Regions from separate parts of the Homo sapiens genome. Here region 1 is linked to region 2. A link is an interaction called in ENCODE POLR2A ChIA-PET data of the cell type or tissue named here. Cell type or tissue: PC-9. All regions are shown on one strand. Each heading gives the region's core, and the rest is flanking DNA. Links, peaks and the distances in the headings are about the cores only.

What was found. ChIA-PET counts read pairs that join two places held together with the same protein. Peaks named below come from ENCODE experiments on the same cell type or tissue, not always from the same donor. Only the 100,000 strongest peaks of a DNase experiment are listed, where the experiment ranks them.
Region 1: POLR2A ChIA-PET joins it to region 2 with 10 read pairs; 2 of 35 experiments call an interaction of 5 or more read pairs at or near these places.

Annotation. Positions count from the first base shown.
Region 1 is chr1:51,494,509-51,499,899 of GRCh38, reverse strand. The region is part of intron 1 of EPS15 (epidermal growth factor receptor pathway substrate 15); the gene reads left to right. Among named protein-coding and RNA genes, the nearest start is that of EPS15-AS1, 21 kb to the left of the region's middle. In PC-9, for the core only: no CTCF peak of the experiment used is centred there; no DNase peak of the experiment used is centred there.
Region 2 is chr1:51,645,679-51,651,069 of GRCh38, reverse strand. The region is part of intron 1 of OSBPL9 (oxysterol binding protein like 9); the gene reads right to left. Among named protein-coding and RNA genes, the nearest start is that of OSBPL9, 31 kb to the right of the region's middle. RefSeq lists a silencer at 3,042-3,250. In PC-9, for the core only: no CTCF peak of the experiment used is centred there; DNase peaks (open chromatin) are centred at 1,409 and 2,519; H3K4me3 peaks cover 1,193 bases; H3K27ac peaks cover 4,146 bases.

The sequences.
Region 1 (5,391 bases), core at 183-5,182, 150 kb after region 2:
GAAATGGATAGTGGAAATAGTTGCACAATAATGTGAATATACTTAGTGCCACTGAATTCTGTACTTGAAAATGTACAATTTTATGTTATGTGTATTTTACCATAATAAAAAAGTAGAACAAAAATGAGAAAAGGACTTGAATAGAGATTTCTCTAAAGAAGATATGCAAATTGCCAGTAAGTTCACAAGAAAATTTTCAACATCATTAGTCATTAGGGAAATGCAAATTATAATCACAATGAGAAGCCATTTCATACCCATTAGGGTGGCTTTTATCAAAGAAAAAGAAGGAATTTGGAGATACTGGAACCCTTGTGCATGGCTCATGGGAATGTAAAATGAGCTGATGGAAAACAGCATGGCAGTTCCTGAAAAAAATTCAAAATAAATGGTTCAGCAATTCCACTCCCAGCTGTCTACTCAGAAGAATTGAAAGCAAGGATCCAAACACATACTTGTACAGTAATGTTTATAGCAGCATTATTCACAAGAATTAAAAGGTAGAAATAACCCAAGTGTCCGTGAAGAGCTAAATGAATTAAAAAAAAATGTGGTGCATGCATAAAAGAAAAGGATTAAAATTATCATACATGCTACAACATGAAGAAACCTTGAAGACTTGAAATGAAATAAGCCAAACACAAAGGGACAAATATTATGTTTGTTTTTATATGTGTCTTAGTCTGTTTTTGCTGCTATAACAAAATACCAAAAACTGGGCAATTTAGAAAGAACAGAAATTTATTTCTTCCAGTTCTGGAGGCCAGGAAGTCTAGGATCAAGGTGCTAGCAGATTCAGTGTCTGATGTGGACTGCTTTGTCCTTCCAAGATAATGCTTCTTGCTGCATCCTCATATGGTAGAAGGGCGTAAAAGGGATGAATGCTGTGCCTCACATGGCAGAAGAGAAGGAAGGGCAAAAAAAGGCAAGTGCTGGGAGGACTCTTTGATACGTACCTAAATTGCATTCACAAGGGAGGAGCCCTTATGACTTTATCACCCCTTAATGGCCCCACCTCTTAATACTATTGCATTGGAGATTAAGTTTCAACATGAATATTTTGGGGACACAAACATTCAAACTGTGGCAATAAGGTATTCAAAACAGGCAAATTCATAAAGACAGAAATAGAAATGTATTTACCAGGTGACTGGGGGAGAGAGGAGTGAGAAGCTTTTGTATAATGAGTACAAAGATGAAAAAAATCTGGAAATAAATACAGATGCTTCTCAACTTACAATAGGGTTGCATCCTGATAAACCCATAGTAAGTGGAAAATATCATATGTCAGAAATGCATTCAACATGCCTAACTTACCAAACATCATAGCTTAGTCTAGCCTACCCTAAATGTGCTTAGAACACTTACATTAGCCTACAATTGGGCAAAATCATCTAATACAAAGCATGTTTTATAATAAAATTTTGAACATCTCATATAATTTATTGAATACTGAAAGTGAAAAACAATGGTTGTATGGGTACTCGAAGTATGGTTTCTACTGAATGCTTACTGCTTTTGTACTGTTGTAAAGTTAAAAAATTGTTAAGTTGAACCATTGTAAATTGGGGACCAACTGGTGATGGTTATACAACATTGATACCACTGAGCACCGTACCTAAGATCATATCATCAATGAAAATTTATGAACCATTTGAAATATATGGGTATGTGGGTGTTTCTTTAGGTCTCTTTGTTCCATTGTACCTTTTATGAGTTGGATAAGTGAATTTATCAATGGTCAGGCAGAATTTTTTGAGGATAAAAGCATAAAATCCAAATATAGAGAAGTGACATTGTTATCTTATCGACTAGTTGGAAAAGGGGGGTTTAAGTTTTTTTTCCTAATTATGAATCTGTATGTCATTATTTGAATCTATCACCTTTATACTTCACAATACACACTAGTTTTTTTTTTTTTTTTGAGACGGGGTCTTGCTCTGTCGCCAGGCTGGAGTGCAGTGGCACAATCTCGCCTCACTGCAACCTCTGCCTCCTGCGTTCAAGCGATTCTCCTGTCTCAGCCTCCCAAGTAGCTGGGACTACAGGCGCGCACCACCATGCCCAGCGAATTTTTGTATTTTTAGTAGAGATGGTGTTTCACCATGTTGGCCAGGACGGTCTCCATCTGTTGACCTCGTGATCCGCCCGCCTTGACCTCCCAAAGTGCTGGAATTACAGGCATGAGCCACGGTACCTCACACTAAAATTTTAAGTGGCTGATTTAAGTGATATTTTTCGCTGCTGCCAGAGGACTGTTGCAAAGATATGTGTGATTTAACGAATATTTATATGTCATGATACTTCTAAGATGCGTGAATTGGGTGTGGGCCTATTCAAGCTGCCTTGCTTGGCTGATTAATGAGTATTTCTCACCCTTTGTTGTATGCTTATAAATAAAATGTGCATCATAGTCACCATATCCATGTATCATTTCGAGGGCATTAGGTCATATTGAGCTTTTTCTTTGCATTTGTCATGATTAACTTTTTTGTGACTTTGGACAAGTTATCTTTTTCCTTGTAAGTTTATCTCATCTGAGAAGGGGATTTTCCCCTCAATTTTAGTATAACCCTGTTTTATTTTTCTGCTTCTTAAAATGGATGAGAATGACAAAAGAAATTTGCTAGCTGACTGGTTAGAGGAGTTAGTTGTGATGGCAGTCATCATTGCTCTGTATGTATGTACTTGGTAGTACATAGAAATATTCATCAAATGATTACTTCAGTTGAGTTGCATTTGTAGAACTACATGAAGTTGAATTTTAACTTAAATTTGAACTCCTAAGTGTCTTCTAAAAAATATTCTATATGTAACATTGAATAGCTTTTTTCTGTATGCAGAATGCAGAAGATTTCTTGTTATTCAGTTACTCATTTCATTCTTTCATTTTTGTTCACTTATAAAATATTTATTATCTTCTATGTGTCAAGCACCATTCAGGGTACAGGGCACTGAAAAAAATTCTAGAACTCAGAATCGAAGTGTCCACTGTCATATGTCACATAGTAGACATTAGATAGTAGTAATTGTTAAACTCTTGGAGAACATTGTAGAATTTTAAAAGCTAAATGAGAAGTTGATATGTTATCCAGTGACTGTTACTCAAGTTCTGACTATAATGGAGTGAATTTTAAAAATTAACAGTTTAAAAAAATAGAAAAAAGGAAATGTAACAGAAAACTGCAGTATTTTAAAATATTTCTTTATACTGAAGAGATCAGTGTTAGAAGTGAGGCCTAAATTATATGAAGCAGCAAGTCTGTCTGATTCTGGGCATAATTGCCGAAAGCAATTCAGAAGAATCTTCAGATTTTGAATGTGAAGAAAGCTTTGACTTAATGTTTGTTTATGATACTAGGGGAAAATGATGAATAAATGTATGCAATTGTAGGTGAATAAAAAGTATGCTTTTAAATTATCTATTCATTTTGGTAATGCTTTTGTTAAATGGAAGGTGGCACTTACAACTAAAGGTTTCTTAGAATTGGGGGAATATGGTATACTTCTCTGAGTGTTATCAAGTTCAAATGTTACAATTCATATGAAAGAGCTTAGTACGATAATGGGGAAAATAATAGTAACATTGATTATAAAGGCAACAAACTTAATGATTAAGAGTGAAAGTCCTGGAATCAGACTTCTTGGATTTTAATCCTGTTACCAACACTTAACTAGGTGTGTAACTTTGAGTCAGTTACTCAGTTAATGTCTTATTTTCCTCATTTGTTAAATGGGTATAATAGTATGTGCCTCAGGTTAAATGGGCTTAATGTGTAAGTGCCTAGACTAGTACTTGGAGTATAGGAAATGCTTAATGAGATTCAATGTATGTTATTTGTTATGAAGCTGTGAAACACTGTGTATATGATTTTAAAATGTGCTATTTAAATTCATACTTTACAGTTTAACTTGCCATTTTAAAAAGCAACATTTGATTACTGATTGAAAAAATTTTTTGGTCTCATTTGTGCAGAGCTTATATTTTTCTCCTTGCCTAAGCTGTTCTTCATTTGTTTGTATAAATATTGGCATGTTTATTTACCTTGGACTAGTCCATGTCACCTTTCACTAATCAAAGCTGTTATTTCTGGGTTATTAATCATCCCACCCAATTGGGTGGCAGCAGTAAACCCTGAGGGCTTGCCATCTCTCCCACTTTATAAGTTATTACTGTCATTATTGTTTAAATAATTAAGGAGAGGTTTTTTTTTTGCCAAATTCTTTGCTGTTTGGAAATAAGGAATGGAACAAGTAATAAATATGCTGAAAATATATGTTTTCTTAGTTCACTTTAAGAAATTGATTTATTTAGGAAATGGTGTTTGTTTTAAATTACACTTGATTTTTTTGAAAAATTTGTATGGGCATATTTCTTAAAATGTTAGGTCTATAGTATAAAAAGAATTAAAACACCAAAGATTTCTATTGATTTATATTCTTTGGTTATTCTTTTATATTTCTTGACTGGTATTCTGTATGGTTCCCAAAACCAGTCAAGAACTGTAAAACTCTTACTCTACATACTTGCCAGCAAAAAAAAAAATAAAAATAAAAATAAATAAAACTCACTTTGTCAGTTTTATCCATTCTCATATCAGAACCTTTTTGTTTGCATGTGACAGGAAACATCAATTCTAACAGTCTTAAGCAGAAAACATTAGTTTATATAAATGGTAGGTCCATTAGTAGACCTGGCTTCTGGTGTGTCAGGGTCACAGTGATGTCACTACTTAGTTTTTCTTTTTTTGTACCTTGGCTCCATTCTAAGGCAAATTATTCTGTTGTAGAACTAAGATGATTATAAAGCTTCAGGCTTGCATACTTTATAATTACAAGTCCAGTGGACCCCTTTCTAATAGGTCCCACTAAGGTTACATTTCTGCCCTGACATAGTTGCTGTGGAGAATGAGTTTAAAAGTAGGTTTGCCAGAAAGAATTGAGGTTACTGATTGTTATGAGTTGAATTGTGTCCCTTCAAAATTTGCCAGTACTGGAGAATGTGACCTTACTTGGATATAACATTGATGCAGATATAATTAGCTAAGGTTATATGAAGTAGAGTGGGGCACAGATCCAGTATGACTGGCATCCTTATAAAAAGGGAAATTTGAACGCAGACATACAGGGAGAATGGCATGGGAAGATTGGAGGTAGGCTGCCACAAGCCAAAGAACTACCAAGAGTAGGAGAGAGGCCTGGAACAGATCCTTCCCTAATGCCTTCTGGCTTCCAGATTGTGAGACAGTAAGTTTCTGTTCTGAGCCATCTAGTTTATGGTACTTTGTTATGGCCCTTGTGAACTGATACAGTGATCATGAATTTATAATAGTGGTCTACCTTGTTGAGTGACTTTCTCAGCTGCAGCATCAAAGAAAAGTTTTTAGATGG
Region 2 (5,391 bases), core at 248-5,247:
TGCATCACCCTGTGTTATAATTGCTGGTTTACTTCACCCACAAGACTACACATACCTTAGGGGGTAGGAATTGTATCTGACTTATGCCTCAGAACAGTGTCTGGTACACATCAGGTGCTCAAAAAACATTTACTGATGAAATGTAACTTAGCCTTTCTGTGTCTCTTACTAAACTGAGCCAAGCAAAGCCTATGTTATGCAAAAGTGCTATGTTTACATTCAGTAAATATTCCTAAGAGTAAATTAGTCATGTGCAATACAACAAAGTAACATCTCAAATAATGGAAGTTGAACAAATACTTAATACTTGAACAACTGGTATTTTCCTGTACTCCACCTGTGTGAGAAAGCAGCAAAACAAGCCAATATTGAATGATTATGTTTTAAAGATGATTATCCCACATGAAACTATAGATGCCCTACATCCAAAGTCTTGAGCCGTAAGAATTCATGTTCAGAAGTGATTACCGAGATACTAAACAGAGTATTCTTTTTGTTCTAACTATAAATATCAGGAATCATATATTTTAGGAAAAAAATTTCTCAATACCAAGCAGAGTTGAAAAGAGTTCTTTACTAATAACACAGTGAAAGAAAACAGTTGATGAAAACATTCCTTAAGCATTTAGTCGCCCTTTTACTGTACCCTATACTTATCTTCCCTTCAAGTGTAAAGGAAATACACAAAAATAATAATTAGATTTGAAAATCCCTGATGAGGTTAGAATGCAAAATTAACCCAAACAAGGTAAGAATATATTCATCCTTGATCCTCTTCTACTATAACACAATTTTTTAAATAAAATTACAGTAAACAGAAAAAAGGCAAGACAGGTCCCAGTGGTAATACAACTATTAGGGTTACAAATTAAACAACATTAAGAGGGCCAATTATAATCCTAGTCGTTTCCTAATTTCCTAATCCAGCACTTTGGGAGTCCAAGGCAAGAGGGTCACTTGGGCCCAGGAGTTTGAGGTCGGCCTGGGCAACATGGCGAAACTCTATCTCTACAAAAAATACAAAATATTAGCTAGGTGTGGTGGTACACACCTATAGTCCCAGCTCTCAGGAGGCTGAGAGGTGGGAGGACTGCTTGAGCCAAGGAGGTCAAGGCTGCAGTGAGCCATGACCACACCCCTGCACTCTAGCCTGGGTGACAGAGCAAAACCCTTTTTTCAACAACAACAAAAAAGAAAAAACTAAGAGAGATAACTGAAAATAATTAAAACAAATACAACCAGGAAATAATCACGCAAATCCAGAATGTGTGACATTCTACAAAACAACTGGCTTAGATTCTTGCAAAATGTAAAAAAAAAAAAAAAAAAAAAAGACTAACATGTAAACAATCGTAATAGAGCAAAAATAAGTGCTGTGGACTCCAGAAGGCTCCTCCCAGTCAAGGAAAAAGATCAGGGAAGGAAGCAAAACTGAAATGATCAGGTTTCAAGTTTCAACCTGGGGCTTTAAAAAAGAAAGAAAGAAAAAAGAAATCTGATAAAAAGAAAGGGAAGGTAGTGGGGGAAAGGCCATTCCAAGACAAGGAAACAACATCAGCGAAGGCACAGATGTAGAAAACTTTACTTTCCTATTCATAGGAGAGTAGATGTACAGACAAGAGCACAGGGTGCAGACAGGAACTTACAGATAAGACTGAAGGCCAGGAACAGTGGCTCACGCTTGTAATCCCAACACTTTGGGAGACTGAGGTGGGCAGATCACTTGAGTGAGGCCAGGAGTTCAAGGCCAGCCTGGCTAACGTGGTGAAACCCTATCTCTACTAAAAATACAAAAATTAGCTGGGCATGGTGGTGCACACCTGTAATCCCAGCTACTTGGGAGGCTGAAGTAGGAGAATCCCTTGAACCTGGGAGGCGGAGGTTGCAGTGAGCAGAGATGGCACTGCTGCACTCCATCCTGGGAAACAGTGTGACTGTTTCAAAAAAATTAAAATTAAACATTTTTTAAAATGAGGCTGAAAAGAAGATTACAGGGACCAGATCCTGAAGGGTCTGAAAAAAAACATGGAGTAGTTAAGGAAATTTAACTTTATTCAATAGTTAATGGGGAGCTACTAAAGGTTTACAAAGAGGGCAATAGCATTCTTAAAGGTGTGTTTTAGAAAAATAACACCGTTAAATAAGAGGACTTGGAGAAAGGGATAATAGCAACATTAATAATAACAATAGCAGAAGCAGCAGATCCTCACTCATTGCTGCCCCTTATGTAACAGGCACTTTATATACAGTAAACCTTACAAGCCTTTGCATGGTAAGAATTATTCCTATATTAAAAATGAAAATGACACTAGGGATATCAAGTAAGTTACCCAGTGTTACATATGTAAAATGTGGCTGAGTTGCACAGTTGGAGATGCCTGTCCGGCAAATCATTCTCCCAGACCTTATCTGAGCTGTAATAGCATCAAATTATCCTCTTTCACAATAGCACAGGGCCCTCTCCCTCCCTCTCTCCACTCAGCTTTAATGCGGGGCTATAGGGAAGCTGGTGTGACTGCTTTCACCAGACACAGCCTTTTCTGATAAAGGAAGCTGACCAATCACAGGACCCACTACCCCACAGGGCAGGACAGAGTCATCTCCCAGGAAGTTTTTCAACCGGGGCAAAGGGAAGAGCTCCCTCCTATCTGCTCTTGAAGCTGTGAGGTACAGAGGCCACTGGTCCTGTGCCTTCTATGCGAAGAAAGCAAGCCTACACAGCAAGAGAAGCACAGAGATAAGGAGGAAAGTCCCAGCTGCCAGTGATCTTCAGCTACCTCCTGGTCTGAAGCAAATCTGTCTAAGCCAATGCCATTCACCAAATATTAGGTTATTTCTGATGAATCCTAGTAGCTTCTGGTAATGAAAGAAAGGTAGCTGACATAACGCCAGCAATCTTCCTACTGAGTGTTATCTTACCAATGTTCTGAAACCTGCTAACAAATGTCCTTTTTCAAGCAAATTGGCACAAATAGATATGTGGTCTACAGCCCAGTAACTGTCACTCTCTCTGCCTCCAGCTACAAGGCCCGGTACCTTAAAAAAGGACCACTCTGAAATGAATGCTACTGTCTTTTCAGCTGGATGACAAAACAGGATTACCCCCATGAAGTGGGAATATCGAACTGATATGTTCTACTCAGAAGGGGTTCTCGGGCTACTCCTGAGCTCAAGCAATCCACCTGCCTCAGCCTCCCAAAGTGCTGGGACTACAGGTGCGAGCCACTGTGCCTAGCCAAAAGTTGGTTCTTTAAAAAATCAACAAAATTGATAAATCATTAGCTAGACTGACCAAGGAAAAAAAAGGGGATTCAAAGTACTAAAATCAGGAATGAAAGAAAAAAAACATTATTACCAATCTTACAAAAACAAAAAAATTCTAAGGAAATACAAGGAACAACAAATTAGATGAAACCAATAAATTCCAAGAAAGATATAAACTGCCAAAACTGACTAAAGAAAAAATAGAAAATCTGAATAGACGTAAAATAAGTAAAAAGACTGAATTAGTAATCAAAAAACTTCTCACAAAGAAAAGCGCAGGCCCAGATGGTGAGTTCTATAAAATGTTTAAAGAATTAACGACATACCTTCACAAACTCTTCCAAAATATAGAAGAGCGAACACTTTCCAATTTTTTCTATAAAGCTAGTATTATTCTAATACCAAAACCAGAAAAAAAATCGTACGTAAAAAACAGTATCTGTTTCTAATATAGATGGACAAATTCTCAACAAAATACTAGCGAACAAAATCCAGCAAGATATAAAAAGGATTATATACTATGACCAAGTGGGATTTATCCCAAGAATACAAGGTTGAGTCAACGTATAAGAAACAATCAATATAATATACCATATTAATAAAATAAAGAACAAAAATCACATGATCATCTCAAAAGACACAGAAAACGTACTTTTAAAAAAATCTAACACCATTTCATGATAAAAACCACTCAACAAACTAGAAACAGAAGGGAACTTCTTTGAGTTAATAAGGGGCATCTATGAAAAGCCCAAGGTAACCGCATATGTAATGATGAAAGATTAAAAGCTTTATACCTAAGAACAAGACAAAAATGTCTTATCTTGCTACTCCTGCTCAACACTGTACTGGAGGTACTAGCCAGAGAAATCAGGCAAGAAAAGGAAATAAAGGCATCTAGATTAGAAAGGAAGAGTTTAAAGTATTTCTGTTTGAAGAAGACATAACCTTCCATATAGAAAATCCTAGGGGGCTGGGTGCAATGGATCACACCTGTAATCCCAGCACTTTGGGAGGCTGCAACAGGTGGATCACTTGAGGTCAGAAGTTCAAGACCAGCCTGGCCAACATGGTGAAACCCCATGTCTACTAAAAATACAAAAATTAGCTGGGAGTGGTGGGCGCCTGTAGTCCCAGCTACTCAGGAGGCTGAGGCTAGAGAATCGCTTGAACCCAGGAGGTTGTAGTGAGCCGAGATTGTGCCACTGCACTCCAGCCTGGGCAATGGAGCAAAACTCCGTCTCAAAAACAAAAAACAACAACAACAAAGAAAATCCTAAGGAATCCACACCAAAAACAAACTATTAGAGCTAATAAATGAGCTCACCAAAGTTTCAAACAGAAATTCAATAACAAAAATTAATTGTATTTCTATACTTTCAGATTTAAAAAATTTGGAGATATAACTAAGAAAACAATTCCATTTATAATAGCATCAAAAGGTAAAATACTTATTAATAAATTTAATAAAAGAAGCATAAGACTTGTACACTGAAAACTACAAAACAACACAAGGAAATTAAAGAAGACCTAAATAAATAGAAAGATACCTCATGCTCTTAGATTGAAAGACTTAATGTTGTTAAGATGGCAGTACTCCCTAAATTGATTTACAGATTCAATATAATACCTATCAAAATCCTAACTCCCCTTTTCTGTTGTAGAAATTGATAAGCTGATGCTAAAATTCAGTGGTTTTGCAAGGGACCCAGAATAGCCAGAACAAACTTCAAAAAAAGAACAACATTGGAGGACTCACACTTCTCAATTCCAAAATGCAACACAAAACCACAGTAATAATAGACAGTGTGGTACTGACATTAGGATATGCATAGGATCAATGGAATAGAATTGCAAGTATAGAAATAAACCCATACATACATAATCAAGTGATTTTTTTTTACAAGAGTGCCAAGACTATCCAATAGGGAATAGTCTTTCCAACAAATGATGATTAAACCATATGTAAAAGAATGAAGCTGGATACCTACCCTATGCCATAAAAAAAAGTTAACTCAAAATGGATCCAAGACCTAAATTTAAAGGGTAAAACTATTAAGTTCTTAGGTAAAAACGTAGGTATAAATCTTTGTGACCTTGGAATCAGCAATGGTTACATGATACCAA